Linked DNA regions of Mus musculus: region 1 is linked to region 2. The links are chromatin loops, found by intact Hi-C in ENCODE. Cell type or tissue: left cerebral cortex. All regions are shown on one strand. Region 1 overlaps Mon2 (MON2 homolog, regulator of endosome to Golgi trafficking). Region 2 has its middle 15 kb from the start of Mon2.

The links. Peaks named below come from ENCODE experiments on the same cell type or tissue, not always from the same donor. Only the 100,000 strongest peaks of a DNase experiment are listed, where the experiment ranks them.
Region 1: a loop joins it to region 2, with 2.9 times the contacts of the local background. A loop is called at or near these places in 16 of 42 quality-filtered maps.

What each region holds. Positions count from the first base shown.
Region 1 is chr10:123,029,680-123,032,179 of GRCm38, reverse strand. It overlaps Mon2 (MON2 homolog, regulator of endosome to Golgi trafficking), which reads left to right. Exons shown (of 36, transcript NM_001163024.1): 13 at 1,059-1,140; 14 at 1,886-2,070. Among named protein-coding and RNA genes, the nearest start is that of Mirlet7i, 45 kb to the right of the region's middle. In left cerebral cortex, no CTCF peak of the experiment used is centred here; a DNase peak (open chromatin) is centred at 1,389.
Region 2 is chr10:123,090,665-123,093,164 of GRCm38, reverse strand. No RefSeq gene overlaps it. Among named protein-coding and RNA genes, the nearest start is that of Mon2, 15 kb to the right of the region's middle. In left cerebral cortex, a CTCF peak has its summit at 1,193 (motif pointing right); a DNase peak (open chromatin) is centred at 1,203.

The DNA of each region.
Region 1 (2,500 bases), 61 kb after region 2:
CAATCTAGGATTTAATATTAACCTAGGTCTTATTCGTATTTACCATTTGTCCCAGTGTTTCTCCTTGTGGTCCTTGTTTTTGAATATACTGCTGTGTGAGGATATTTTCCTACAATGTGGAGCACAGTTCTTCAGCTCTTGTTCTATATGACCTTGACCTTGTTAGAAGGATGTATCCCGAGGTAGTTTATTCACTCTAAGATTAACACAGGTTATTCCTATGTTTAACTGGCTACTAGTTTGATGTATCAGTATGTGAGGAAGCAAAAATGCCAGGTTTTGGAGATGTTCACTTTTGAATATACTTGGATTTTTATTGAAGTATACGCACTGGCTGTGCTTTTTTAGTGTGGTGCTCTTTTCAGGCCCGATAGTGTTCTTTTGACATGTCTCGTGTCCCTCCGTCCCCTTACAACTCAACACAAGATGCTCTCAGTGAGCTCATGTTTCCAGTCCAGTCCAGGTGTTGATGAGTTTTCCAGGAAGCCCAGGTAGATAGAGCCGAGACTGACAAGGACACCTGTCACGTGTCTGGATTTGAAATGTCTGCTTCCTTGTACTAAAGGCCACGAAGTCACCCCAGGTTCTCTGCTTGTAGATCATTTCTGCAAGGTCAGTTCTAACTTTACAGATTTGTAAATCTCATCTCCACTGTGAGGTGCCCAGTGCGATTTGATTCAGTGTATTTACTTACGCTTCATTCTCAACATATATAATGGTGTTCTAGCTGAGCAAACCTTTAGACTCTAGTCCACATTAATTTCTACTTGATCACACAGGTAGACAGTTTGGCTACTGAAGGAAATGGAACTGGCATTATGTACCTTTAAAAAGATATTTCTTAACTGCATAGTGGACTATCATGTTTTAACTCTCATGTTTTAAAACAACTTCAAGACTTTTTTTTTTTTTTATTATGGAACTATCACAGCTTCTGCATTTTCATTATCTGGGTATTGTACATATTAGTGTGTGATACCTAATAACTGAGTTATTGACTCATAGACTGCCAGCTTGCTGTAATGGTGTCACCTGGTTAACTGTTATTTTTTTAGCAGTGAGCAGAGCTGTTTGGGAAGAGATGGTGAGCGCTTGCTGGTGTGGCCTTCTCGCTGCGCTCTCGCTCCTCCTCGACGCCAGGTACTACGTCTGAGTCTGTAAGCTTTACATTGTGTCATTGCAGTTAAAGCCGACGCTACAGTAACTTCCCCGTGTCCCAGGCATTTATTTCCTATGCCCAGTTTTCTGTGTGAGTAGAACTTTGACGTTCTTTTTCAATTCCATGTGCAGTATGATAACTTGTGTGCACACTGTCGTGAGAAGCTGGGGTGATTAGCATTGCCGTCTCCTGCTTTCTGTAAGAACATCGTGTCTCTCCCCACACCCACCCCCGAGCCTGAGTTTGCTCCGCACTCCCACCAGAGTAGTCATGATGCTTTCATCAGAGATACAGCTTTCAAACTATGGAGCGCTGTGTCATGTCAAGGCTTGCCACTGCCTAGCACTGATGATCATTTGCTTGCTATTTCTCCCCAGAATTAGCTGACTTTAAGATGCTTGATGCCAGGTGTGGTTCCTGCCTCTAACCCAGCACTTGGGAGGTTGGTGAAGATGGATTGGAATGAGTTTGAGGCCAGCCTGAATAAACACCCTGTCTCGGGAAACACAGAGAATGCTTGATATTTTTAGTTTAATCTTTATTCCATCCATGAATTGTATTACATGTTATAGGTCAGGCTTTAGATATTTGATTACTTGATTAAACTTCCATCCTAAGTGCATTGGGTCTAGCTTTTCTTGAAACCTCCCTGAGTGCATACGCTGAATCTTGTTGTAAAGCGTAACTGAAGTAAGCGGAAAGCTAAACAGAGCGCTTGTCTTCCAGCACAGATGAGGCTGCCACCGAGAACATTTTGAAGGCTGAACTGACCATGGCTGCTCTCTGTGGAAGACTGGGCCTTGTGACCTCGAGAGACGCCTTTATAACTGCAATATGCAAAGGCTCCTTGCCGCCACACTATGCTCTGACTGTGCTGAACGCCACCACTGCGGCGACACTCTCCAATAAATGTAAGCACTAAGCTGCACAGCTTCCTCCATCTGCTGGGCCAGCAGAGAAGGGGGTGGGAACTCCACGTTCAGGCTCCTCCCATCCCGGGCATGGACGGTGCTCCCTCCGGCAGGTGTGCTCCCGCCTTTCCATTTTGTCCTCTTCAACACAGTGCTTTTATCTCCTGAAAGGGAAGAGAGAAGATGAGACTTAGGGTCATTGGACTCTTTGTTTCTCTTTCCCATGTGGCCACATAGAATATATCTCTTTTCTTCTGCTCATCCCTTAAAAAAAAATGTGGAGAGATTAAATTGTAATTGCAATGTTAAGTAATACTTATATGTTATAAAGATATGTGCTATAACTATGGCCTTCCTTGTAACTATAGTATGTTGTTGGGGTGATGACTCCTGGTTTTCTGTCTGGCCTAATACAACTGCAATATTTCCA
Region 2 (2,500 bases):
GACACAGTTCAGCAGTTAAGAGCACCGGATGCTTTTCTGGAGACCTTGGCTCAAGTCCCAGCACCCACATGGCAGTTCACAATCGTCTGTCACTCCAGTCCCAGGCGATCCGATGTCCTTTTCCAGCTTCTGTGGCCACTGCATGCAAGTGGAGCACAGACATATATGCTGAAAACCCATACACACAAAATGAAAATTAAGGTAAAAAATATTTCTAAGAAAGGAATATCTATAAAGTGCTTAAGACAATGGCAACTTATATGAACTTGGATACCTATTTACCTGTACCTCCTAAGAGTCATATGAATTTCATCAAGGAACCTCATCCATTAAGTAAGGAACTTCCTAAGTAGGAGTAGCTTCCTCTTCTCTGCTTCCTCCTAAGTCTTCGCAGCTGTCTCTGTCCGCCTGCCTTCTGGTGGCTTAACAAACATCTACTGTATTTTACACTATGTTAGTCTGGTTAAGCTCAAAATTTAAAAGCCTTGTCCTTCCATTCTTACCACATAACAAAATGAATCAATACTTAAGCAGTCTCATGCGAGGGAGGAGCTGAAGAGAAGGGAAGGCAGAAATACAAGGTAATCTATTCTTCCATTCCATTCCATTCCATTCCATTCCATTCCATTCCAAGCTATGTTATGCTAAGCTAGTCTAGTCTAGTCTAATCTATCCATTCCATTCCATGCTAGGCCATGCCATGCTATGCTATGCCATGCTATTCTAGTCTATCCCATTCTATTCTATGCCATGCTATGCTAAGCTAGTTTATTCTGTTCTGATCTTTTTAAATTCTATCCATACCGTTCCATGTCATGCTATGCTATGCTATGTTAAGCTATTCTAGTCTAGTCTAGTCCATTCCATTCCATGCTATGCTAGTCTAGTCTGTGCTGTGCTGTGCTGTGCTATGCCATGCCATGCTATGCTATTCTATTCTATTCCATTCTATTCTATTCTAGGCTAGGCTAGTCTATTCCATTTCATTCTATTCTATTCTATTCTATTCTATTCTAGGCTAGGCTAGGCTAGGCTAGGCTAGGCTGTGCTGTTCCATCATTTTCTCTGTCCCCCTCCTCCCTCCTGAAGAAAACACACTAGGAAATTGATTAGTGGGGCTACAGGAGGGTGTAGCACTTAAAAAGGTTGAGAAAGTTAGCAAATGATCACCTGGTTGTCACCAGTTCTGGCCAGTAGGGGGTAGCAATGTCCAGCTATAGAAATCCTCGTGGTTCCAATGTTCCTTGCTAGAGCGCAGAGAGGGACTGATCTCTGGCTTGTTTAGAGATAGATCATCAAGTACTTAAACTATTGGTGCCTGGTGGCAGGGGAGAAAAGACTGTTGGTTCTGTCCTGTTAGTACCGGGAAACTGTATCTACTGATGCTAGTGTTACCCAAACGTCCGGCTTGCCTCAGATCTGTAAGAAACTAAAAGGCTAAGAAACTAAAAGGCTAATTTCTCTAGCTCCTCCATTGGGGGCCGTGTGACCCATCCAATAGCTGACTGTGATCATCCACTTCTGTGTTTGCTAGGCCCCGGCATAGTCTCACAAGAGAAAGGGAACTGCAACCCTATAGGTGGAACAACAATATGAACTAACCAGTACCCGGGAGCTCTTGTCTTTAGCTGCATATGTATCAAAAGATGGCCTAGTCGGCCATCACTGCAAAGAGAGGCCCATTGGACTTGCAAATTTTATATGCCCCAGTACAGGGGAACGCCAGGGCCAAAAGGGGGGAGTGGGTGGGTAGGGGATTAGGGGGGTGGGTATGGGGGACCTTTGGGATAGCATTGAAAATGTAAACGAGGAAAATACCTAATTAAAAAAAAAAAGAATTCTATCAAAAAAAAAAAAGAAGAAGAAGAATAAAAAAAAAAACAAAAACAAAAAGAAACTAAAAGGCTAAAAATTTGGTTTGTTTGGTTGCTTGTTTCTGTTTTGTTTTTTACATTCATCAAATATTCTCAGCTGTGGACATGGAAAATCATAAATCATTCTCTCAAGGAAGGCAGTGACACCAGCTGCCCAGCCCTGACTCCTAACTCCTGACTTCTTATTTAACTTATTTGAGTTTTTGCTTAAGACACTTGCAGAAAGTAGCTAAAGGCAGGCTAGGCTGGCGGGGAGGGGGGAGAAGGGGGTGGAATACACCTGTTAGGGACTGGGGACAAGATAAGGCAGTCCCTAGCATGACAATAAAATCCAAGGACGCCACCCTGTGTCCTGAGCATTTGCTTTCTGTATTTACCACAGCCGGATAGAGGCTGTGCACTGGCCAAGAAAGTCCAGATCAGCTCTGTGTATAGAAGTTATTTGCCTTGTTTGGGACCCTGGCACTCTGGAGGCAGCAGGGGTTAAGGCCAGCCTGCTCCAGAGCACCTTGTCTTAAAACAAAACAAAAAAAAAAAACTGTGTGTATGTGTTTCCAGGGAAACAATGTTTCTCCTTTTTTAGTTACATTGCTTTATGTAAACTTCACTTTCACCTTTCTACACAG